Regions from separate parts of the Homo sapiens genome. Here region 1 is linked to region 2. The links are chromatin contacts, found by Hi-C or POLR2A ChIA-PET in ENCODE. All regions are on one chromosome and are shown on one strand. Each heading gives the region's core, a stretch centred on a gene start or an enhancer-like site at or near the end of the contact. The rest is flanking DNA. Distances are from core to core; before and after follow the strand shown. Region 1 has its middle 19 kb from the start of PREX1. Region 2 holds the start of CSE1L (chromosome segregation 1 like).

Region 1 (5,081 bases), core at 1,264-3,763, 200 kb after region 2:
GGTCTTCCTCTGTTTCCCAGGCTGGAGTGCAGTGGCACAGTCAATATATCAGGCCAGGCATGGTGGCTCACGCCTGTAATCCCAGCACTTTGGGAGGCTGAGGTGGGTGGATCACCTGAGGTCAGGAGTTCGAGACCAGCCTGACCAATATGGTGAAACCCCCGTCTCTACTAAAAACACAAAAATTAGCTGAGCACAGTGGTGTGTGCCTGTAGTCCCAGCTACTCAGGAGGGTGAGGCAGGAGAATTCCTTGAATGCCAGAGGCGGAGGTTGCAGTGAGCCGAGATCCCGCCACTGAACTCCAGCCTGAGCGACAGAGCGAGACTCCAACCACCCCCCCTAAAAATGTTATATATCTATACATATAAATGTACAAGAAAAGGTCTGCAAACGTCTGCGAAGCAGCATCCCAAACTGCTGATGGTAGTTATTCTGGGGGGACTGGTGGGTGCCAGGTGGTTATCCAAAGGTATTTTAGCCTTGCAGGAGACTATACTCATGTATTACTTGTGTAATTAATAAGTAATAATAGGCCGGGTGTGGTGGCTCACATCTGTAATCCTAGCACTTTGGGAGGATGAGGCGGGCAGATTGCTTGAGACCAGGAGTTCAAGACCAGTCTGGGCAACATGGCAAAATGCTCTGTCTACAAAAAAAATATAAAAATTAGCTGGGTGTGGTAGTGTGTACCTGTGGTCTCAGCTACTCGGGAGGCTGAGGTGGGAGGATCAATTGAGCCTGAAAGGTTGAGGGTGCAGTGAGCCACAATTGTGCCACTGGACTCCAGACTGGATAACAGAACGAGAGCTTGTCTCAAAAAGAAACAAAAAAAAAAAAAAGAAAAAATGTAATGATATCGAGAAATTGGAACCCTCATATAGTGCTGGTGGAAATATAAAATGGTACAACCACTTTGGAAAACTGTTGACAATTTCTCATAAAAGTTAATCATATGACTCAGTTATCCCACTCCTAAGTATTTGCTCAGGAAAAATGAAAACCTACATCCATGCACAGACTTGGCCAATATTTATAAGTGGCTCTTTCATAATAGCCCCAAAGTGGAGACAACCCAAAAGATTCTTGCAGGATGAACACACTGTGATTTATCCACACAATGGGACACTACTCAACAATGAAAAAGAACAAGCTACTGATACGTGGAGAAATCTAAAAACATTGTTTATGTTGAGTGAAAGAAACCAGACACAAAAAAGCACATAGCACATGATTCCAATTACATGGCAGGCAAAACTAATTTATAGAAATCAGAAGGATGGGGGCTGACTGGAAGGGGACCCGGGGGAAATTTCTGGGGTGAGGGGAATGTTCTAGATCTCGATTGGAAGGGTGTACACACGGGTGTAGACATTTGTCAAAATGCATTGAGTCATATATTCCAGACATGTGCATTTCACTGCAAGTAAATTTCACCTTAGTAATAATATGAAAAAACACCACCAAAGCCTGGAAAGGAATACTCTGACAAGTTAAGAGTGTTTTATCTCTATATGGTGGAAATAGAGGCAATTTTCATTTTCTTCTATATGCTGCTCTGGGTTTTCCAAGGTTTCCGTGATGCACACACATTCCTTTACAGAGCAGAAAAGAGTTTCAAAAACAACACGGCCTATACATTATAGATAAAGCATATGTGTCTCTTTTGTGTGTCTTTTATTTATTAGTCATTTGGGGAGGGTTTGTTTTTTTTTTTTTTTTTTTTATAAGAGAAGGAAGAGGGAGGGCAGGGCAAAGAAAGGAATCCTCTCAGTTTTTTCAGAGCACTCTCAAAGGCCCCCTCCTCCATGAAGTATTCCTTGATCTCTCCCCCAAATCTCTGCCTCTGCATAACTCATCTTAACTCCACTCTGACCCAGAAGGACAGGGTGCTTTCCTATTCTCTGAGAGCCTAGAGCACAGAGCTTTGCACAAGGTGTCTTGTTGGTCTGGGATCCTAGCACTGTCTTTTTAAGAAAGCCCCAAAGCAGGCCCCGGGTGTGGGTAGGCCCCTTGCTGGTCATATTTTCCACCCACCGCTGAACCTATCCCAGGCTGATGAGGAACTGAGAGGGTGACCTCCTAGCCCCTGGAGGGTAGGAACACATACTTAGGGGACTCCCAGAGGCTTTGTAGAAACTCCTGCCTCCCCTTGAAAGGTCAAGCAGCCATCTCTGGCCTGTCCTCTCCTACTTTTGGGTTTTCTTCGCCTAGAGTGAGGCACGTGGGTGGGTGGGGGCTGCAGCCGGCTGTAGACGGGAGTGTCCAGCAGGCACATGTTGCTTCTCTCCTGGCCCTCTGGTCCCCGAGGGAGCTCTGTTAACACTCCCAGGCACCCCATCCATGGGGCTGGGAGACTGTTTGCTGGGGCCACCTTTGGCTGGGGAGCAACTGGGCCACTGGCATTGTTTCTGTCTCCAGCAACACAATAGAAGTTTTGCTGGGGTCCAGGGAGCGTCTACAAAGTGCTCTCCTTTGACCGCCAGGAGCGGCTGCCTGGCTTTTAATCTCTGGTGTGGAGTGGGCAGGGCAAGACCAAGGTGGAGACTGTTGTACTGTAGGAGGGTCGGGCTGTTTTCAAGGGGAGTGGTTGTGTGAGATGAACGAGGTGCCAGACAGCAGGATGGTGGGGGAGGAGACAGCGAGGACATCCCCATCTATTAATATAAGGTGGGCTGGGAGACCACCAAGCCAGAAGTCAAGTTCAAAAACCTGCTGGAGAAAGGAGTGAGAATGGACAGAGGATAAGACCACCTGCAAGTTCTTTCCTCTCCGCCGTGAAATTATATGCGGGATCCTCCCTTGCACTTCTCCCCTGGGCCAATCCAAGCCCCACTGCCTGCAGCCCCCTTTCTGGACATGCACCACAGCCTGTAGCTAGTCTCCTTGTTTCCTCTAGGCCAGGCTTTGATTTATTGGCTATGTGACCGTAGGCAAGTTTCTGTAATTCTCTGTGCCTCAGTTTCTTCATCAATAAAATGGGAATGATTATGGTGCTGACCTCATGGGGTCGGTGGGAGGACTTAATGAGTTAATATATACGGAATGTGCTTAGAACAATGCCTGGCACACAGTATCTACTATCAAAGTGTTAGCTGTGATCATTTTTATTATTATGGGCCATCGTCCATGCAATAGCCTGTGAGACCATTTAAAAACCTGAGTCACATCATGTTACATCCTTGTTTAAATTCCTCCCCTGGCTGCCCACTGCACTTAGCATAAAATCCACACATCACTTTTGAGGCCCTGCTGGATCTGCCTGTCTCCACATTACCACCTCACTGGCCTCCTCGCGGCTTCTGGAAAGCTCAAATTTGGTCCAGCCTTGGGGCCTTTGCACTTGCTATTTCCTCTGCCTAGAAAGCTCTTTTTTTTTTTTTTTTTTGGAAACAAGGTCTTGCTTTGTCACCCAGGCTGGAGTGTAGTGGCACAGTCACGGCTCATTACAACCTCAGCCTCCTGGGCTCAAGTGATCCTTCCACCTCAGCCTCCAGAGTAGCTGGGACTAAAGGCATGGACCATCACACCTGGCTAATTTTTTTGTATGTTGTAGAGACACTTTTCGTCATGTTGCCCAGGCTGGTCACAAACTCCTGGCCCCAAGCAATCTTCCTGCCTTGGCCTCCCAAAGTGCTGAGATTACAGCGTGAGCCACTGCGCCCAGCCTAGAAAACTCTTCTCATGCTTTGCAGAGTTGGTTTTGGCTGTGCATTTAGATCTCAGCTTATTTATTACCTGCCTATGGAAGCCTCCCCTGATCACCTTATCTAGGTGTGTGCCTCCCTGTATTTTTCTATGAGAACATCCTGTTTATTTCTTAGCTGCTGTCAGTTATGGGTTAATTGTTTAATATCTCCCTCTAACCGGAAATATAAGCTTCACGAGGGATGGAACTTTGTCTTAGTCACTGTGTTATCCCCTACATCTTGCATAATGCCCAGTGCATAGAGGAGCTTAGTAAATGAGAGTTCGTTACATGAATGAATAAAGGAATGGAAAAAAGACTTGAGGATCACTCATGAGAGAAATCACATAGATGGCGATGCCATTTATCTAGTGAATAAAAGTCTTTTGGGGAATGTGGCAGATAATTGATTCAAGTTGGGACACATTTTTAAAGTGCTTGTAGGACTGCTTGGGAAGATGTCCATTAAACATCCCACGTAGGTCTGGAGTGATGTGAGAAAGAAGGTTATAGCTGGAGTCATGTTTCTGGAAGTTTTACCATACAAGCAGTATATCCATCAAGATGACTTTTGCTATAAGTAAATGAAGACTGAACCCAATGTGTTTTATGCAATGTGTCCTGAGATAGGACAGTCCCAGGGTTGGGTAATTCGGCTCAAGAGCAGCATTGAGGATCCAGGTTCCTTGCATCTTTCCATCTACCATGATGGCACGGTCTCCGTTCGTGGGTCCAAGTTGGCTGCCATAGCCCCTAGACATCGTGCTGTCACAACAACATCCACAAGCCACAAGAGCAGAACAAGTCACTTTCCTTTCCTGTATCTTGTTTTGAGAGGGAAGAAGACCTTCCCTGAAGCCTCCAGCAGATTTCCATCAAGTCTTATTGGTTAGAAATGAGTCACATGCCTCTTCATGATTGGCTGAATTTCATTAAGATCTGCCTGCTGGGGGTGAGGAGGGTTCATTCTCTCCAGAAGCATATGGTGGCCAAACTTGGGGTTTCAATAGGGAGAAGGGGAAAATGTTGCTGGTTTGCAACCAATGGTGTCTTCAATGGGTGTAGAAGATAGAGTCTGAGCACATATCTGCTGCCAGAGAAGGCCAGTAGAACATGGCCGTGCAAGGGAATGGGGGGTACAGGGTATCCCAAATATTTCCTGCAAAAAGCATGTTTTAAGAAGGAGAGAAATATCACTGTGCTGAGTGCTACTGAATAATTGAATATGATAAGGATGGAGACACAGCTACTAGATTTTTTTTTGAGACAGGGTCTTGCTGTGTTGCCCAGGCTGGAGTGCAGTGGTGCAATCACAGTTCACTGCAGCCTCGACCTCCCAGACTCAAGTGAGGTTTCTACCTCAGCCTCTCAAGTAGCTGGGACTAGTGTTGCATG
Region 2 (5,154 bases), core at 2,200-4,699:
TAAGGAACTATTTGTCAACAAATCCTTTTTATATCGCCTTGCAGATATAGTCTATAAAACCGAATTCTAAGCTTATCCTTAATTTGAGAAAATAAGAGAAATCAGGGACTTTTAGAGAACATTTTACAGGTATTCATAATTATCAACAAGATCAAGCTCTAATTATCTTATGCAACCACAAGTAAAGGTACTTTGACACTCTGAAATATTAGCAATATATAAATGCAAAAAGTGTTACTGATCTAAAAATGACTCAAACTAGAAACAAAACATTCATTTTGGCCAAGTAGGGTGGCTCATGCCTGTAATCCCAGCTCTTTGGGGGGCCAAGGTAAGCAGATTGGTTGAGTCCAGGAGTTTGAGACCAACCTGGGCAACATGGTGCCATCTCTACAAAAAAAAAATAAAAATTAGTTGAGTGTGGTGGTGCACGCCTGTAGTCCTAGCTACTCGGGAGGCTGAGGTAGGAGGATAGACTGAGCCCAGGTCAGCCCAGGCAACACAGTGAGATGGTGTCTCCAAAAAAAAAAGGGAGGGAGAAGATAAGAATTCATTTTTATCACCTTTAAATGAGGGGGTGATACTTTTCTTTCTCCACGTAACTATCTTTGGAAATCTCTACCAATACACAATTAAGAAACTTAAAAAAGCATCACAATAAATCAGTTATGGCAGACATCTAAATTTCCAAGTTCTTCTTGTTGAATGAATGGCCAGACCTAAGTCTAGCATCTTCCCACAGGCCCTCAATTACAGGTGGAGATTTCTGGAATAAAAGCTTTGTTTTCCAAAGCCATCTCACAGACATCTGTGACATAAGCTGATCCAAGATGTCTGCCTTTTTCTTAGATATGTCCTCAACACATTAGAGAACCATTCCCGAGGCCTTACATTTGGGAAGAGGGAAAGAGATCCAATGAATGAAAACTATCTGGCACCCACACATGAAGAACATATCCCAACACCTCAACCTACCCTCTGCTTTCTAACCATAGGAATATACCACTTAGAATCAAATCCAAACTCCTTACATTGCCTACAAAGCCTTCTATGATCCGGGTCCTGGATATTTCTCCCTTCTTCATGTAACACTCTAGGAACCTAAGATATTCCTTAAATATTTCAATATTCCAAGCCGGTTCCTGTCCTTGAGCCTTGAGCCTTCTATTCCCTCTACCTGGAATGTTCTGCCCCTCACCTTTTAATGGCTGGTCTCTACCCAAATGTCACCTCCTCAGAAAAGCCTTCTTCACCTGTCACATAATTCTGTCACTATCTGAAATTATCTAATGTTTTTTCTTTCGCCCACGAGAATACATGGTCCTCAAGGGAAGGGACCTTGTCCATTTTTGTTTTTTCACTATATTCCCAGAGATTAAGTGGATGCTCAATAAAGTTATTAAATGAATAAAGAAACAAATTAATTCCAAAACTAGAGCACTGCTCTTGCATCCATCCAATCCTGTCCCAGACCCCAACCAGCAGAAGTAATCAGAAGGGGAGAGAGACTTCCCTTGCACTGATGGTAAGAAGTGAAAGATAAAGGGTTGTAGGAGCGGAGAGACGAGGTCCATTAGGATCCTCTGAAAGCATGTCAAAAAAAAAAAAAAAAAAGAGAGAGACACACACAGAGAAAGGCCAAAGATATGACTATGTGGGCCCAAGGTGAGAAAAAGAGCAATTGGTGGAATCCAAGACTAAAGGGTCCCCTTCTGTGCCTCCAAGGAAGAATAATACTTGTGCATCTACCATGTGGCAAGCACAGGTGGGATGGCACCCACCAGGGAGAGAGAAGTAAGCAAGACAGACAAGGTCCTTGCTCTCAAACAGCTTACATTCTAGCAGTTGAGAAAGATAACAAGTAAGCAATAAGTAAGTGTTAGTAAATGCTATGAAGTAACTAAAACCAGGTGATGTTGATGGAGAGCCATGGGAGAAAGGTCCTAGACAGGTTGATTAGACAGCCTGATCAACATGGTGAAACCCCGTCTCTAATAAAAATACAAAAATTAGCCGGGTGTGGTGGCGTGTAGTCTCAGACCTGTAGTCTCAGCTATTCGGGAGGCTGAGGCAGGAGAATCGCTTGAATCCGGGAGGCGGAGGTTGCAGTGAGTCGAGATCGCGCCACTGCACTCCAGCCTGGGAGGCAGAGCGAGACTCTCTCTCTCAAAAAAAAAAAAAAAAAAAAAAAAAAAAGAAAAGAGAAAAGAAAAAGAAAAAGAAAACAAAAGAAGAGGTTGGTTAGGGGAGGCCTAAGGTGAGGGAAACTTGGGAGAGGCGGCCTGCCTTGCAAAAATGTTGGTACTTCCCCAGCAAACAAAAGGCATGTGCAAATAATTTTAAATCGGAATAACCCTGGAATATGGAAGAAACAGAAAGCCACACTGGCTAAGGAGAAAGATGGGTGGGAGAGATGAATAAACAACCGTCAGCTCCCAGGGAACCTTTGTAAACCACGGTAAATAACTCAGCGCATCCTCAAAGCCACTTTCCGAGGTAGATTCTGTTATTAACCCCATTTTGCAGCTAAGGAAATGGAGGCTCAGTGAGATGAGGTGACCAGCCTCAAGTTACACCCCTAACGAGAGGCTACGTCTGGAATGAACCCAGGCGATCTAATTCCAAAGTCTATGCTCCGAACCACCACAGCACAGCGTTTCTCCCAAAACGAGGGAACCCTCCCCCAACCCGCGTTACAGGGGATTTCTATGTCCCGGGTGTACCGACTAGAATTCTCACAAACAATTCAGCAAAGTGAGATCACGATGCCCGTTTTACAGTCAGGGATACAAGTACAGAGGTTAGAGAAGGGTGAGTTCGGGGGCTTCACTAGAGTTAGGGCAAGGGACGACGCGAGGCAGCCGCAGCTCCACGCGCCCGCAGTCCCCGCCCGGGCAGGCCTCGCCGCCGCACACTCAGCTCGCGCGGCTAGCAGCCACCGTCGCAGAGAATGGACATGCGAGCGCGACCAATAAGGAGCGGCCTTCCCGAGCGGAGAGGCGGCGGCGCAGCCAATCAGCGCCGTGATGGAGAGGAAAGGGCGGGCAATCCGCAGGCTCGCGTTAGGCCGCGCCTCAGTTGCCCTCAGCCCTCACAGGCCCTGGGGTCGCCGCACCTGGGCCAGAGACCTAGGATGCCGCGAGGCGCGGCAAGCGCTCCCTAGGGAAGCCGAAGACCTTGCCTGAGCGCACCACCCGAACCCCGGGCCCACATTCCGCTCTCGCCCAGAGGCGCGGTTCTCACTCCCTAGCGCTCGTTAGTACCGGGAGCGCCTCATCCCTTCCTCAGCTGGGCCCCAAGAGCCACTCTGGTAGGCCGTGCACGCCCCGCGCCTCACCTCGTGGGGATACAGAAACGGAGGAGGGAACCCCAGCCGCGGACCGTAGCTGGCACTACCCGCTCCTGCCGCCGCTCCGCCTCACATTCAAACCCCGGCAAAATGGCGCGACAGCGAGCCTGAGGCCAGAGCGCATGAGCGAGCGGCCCGCTGCAGGGGGCGGGGCCAGGAATGCTCTGGCCCCACCCAAGTTCGAAGGGCCAATCGGGGCCCCGCTCTGTTTCTGCGCTGATCTCACAAGTGACAATGCTCTTTGGCTCTGACCATGCCAGCAGGCTTCACGGTTCTCGTTTTCCAAAGAGGAACACAGATTCAGCGAGCGGCTGCTGGCTTCTGACCCATTTTGATGTCAGGGCTTGGCACGTAGGAGGTGTTCAATGTTGATCGATCCAAGGTCGTGCACATAGGGTCTAAGACGGAAGAGAACTTCCTGCCCCTCTTGGAGCTTCTATTTTAGAGGGAGACACGGCCAGACAGGTCTCGAACTCCTGGCCTCAAGTGATCCGCACACCTTGGCCTCCCAAAATGCTGGGATTCCAGGCGTGAGCCACCGCGCCTGGCCTGGTATGTAAGTTTTGGTACTCTTATTACAGCCCACAAACCATATGGGATCTGGCCCCTGCCAGCCTGCCTGCCCTCATCACCTTCCGCTTCCCTCCTCTCCTCACCCTCACTCAGCTCCGCCACCCCACCTTCTTCCTGTTCCTCTAAGCTCCAAGCTTATTTCCACTTTAGAGCATTTATACTTGCTGTTCCCTGTGCTGGGATGTTCTAGATTCCTGAATGATTGGCTCCTTCTTTACATTTAGGTTCCAGCTCAAATGTCACCTCCACAAAAGAGGCCTATCTGAAATTGCCCACTCACCACCACCCAGCACACAAATTAGGGTTGCCAGGTTTAGCAAATAAAATGCAGGCTGCCCAGGTCAATGTAAATTTTAGAAAAAAATTTATAATTTTCTAGTATAAATACTGTGTAGGACATATTTATACTTAAAAATCATGCATTGCTTATCTGAAATTCACATTGAACTGGGTGCCCAGTGTTTGATCTGGTAAGCCTAGTTCCATGATATCATTATGGTATTTATCACTCTCCAACTAATTGTCTCTTCTTTATTTTGTTCCTCCTTCCGCTTCTCCCCTCCTAAACCCCTGCCCTCCTCCCCATCCATAACCTAAGGGATTCTATACAGCAAGGGCTTTTCTTTTTTTTTTTTTTTTTTAAAGACAGAGTCTTGCTCTGTCGCCCAGGCTGGAGGGCTGGAGTGCAGTGGTGCTGTCACAGCTCACTGCAACCTCTGCCTCCCAGGTTCAAGCAATTTTCCTGACTCAGCCCCCCAAGTTACTGGGACTACAGGTGCCCGCCACCATGCCCCGCTGATTTTTGTATTTTTAGTAGACACGGGGTTTCACCATATTGGCCAGGCTGATCTTGAACTCCTGACCTTGTGATCCGCCAGCCTTGGCCTCCCAAAGTGCTGGGATTACAGGCATGAGCCACCACGCCTGGCCAGGGCTTTTTTTTTTTTTTTTTTTTTCTTTTAAGAGGCAGGGTCTTGCTCTGTCACCCAGGCTGCAGTGCAATGGCACAATCATAGCTCATTGCAACCTCGACCTCCTAGGCTAAAGCAATCCTCCCACCTCAGCCTCCTGAGTAGCTAGGACTACAGGCACCTGCCACCACACCTGGCTAATTTTGAATTTTTTTGTAGAGATGAGCTCTCACTATGTTGCCCAGGCAAACTCCTGGCCTCAAGTGATCCTCCCACCTCCGCCTCCTAAAGCACTGGGATAGGGCTGGGCATGGTGGCTCA

Evidence for each region. Hi-C counts contacts between places; a loop is a spot of excess contacts on that map. ChIA-PET counts read pairs that join two places held with the same protein, here RNA polymerase II (POLR2A). Pooled maps may share reads with other maps.
Region 1: a pooled map shows a loop between it and region 2 (4-fold over the local background). The contact joins the enhancer-like site here to the promoter of CSE1L in region 2. A Hi-C loop is called at or near these places in 2 of 37 single-sample maps with no recorded cell type and 2 of 50 pooled maps. POLR2A ChIA-PET finds 5 or more read pairs at or near these places in 5 of 52 experiments (PC-9, RWPE1, activated CD4-positive, alpha-beta T cell and 2 more).

What each region holds. Positions count from the first base shown.
Region 1 is chr20:48,844,008-48,849,088 of GRCh38, reverse strand. It overlaps a transcript of PREX1 not described here. Among named protein-coding and RNA genes, the nearest start is that of PREX1, 19 kb to the right of the region's middle. RefSeq lists an enhancer at 2,096-2,375. Within about 2 kb of position 2,513, at least 5 of the 41 ENCODE cell types and tissues checked have a DNase peak (open chromatin) inside an H3K27ac peak, as active enhancers do.
Region 2 is chr20:49,044,607-49,049,760 of GRCh38, reverse strand. CSE1L (chromosome segregation 1 like) reads right to left here and starts at 3,449. Exons shown (of 25, transcript NM_001316.4): 1 at 3,338-3,449. CSE1L-DT (CSE1L divergent transcript) reads left to right here and starts at 3,705. Exons shown (of 2, transcript NR_110625.1): 1 at 3,705-3,901. RefSeq lists enhancers at 2,451-3,091, 3,057-3,126, 3,677-3,826.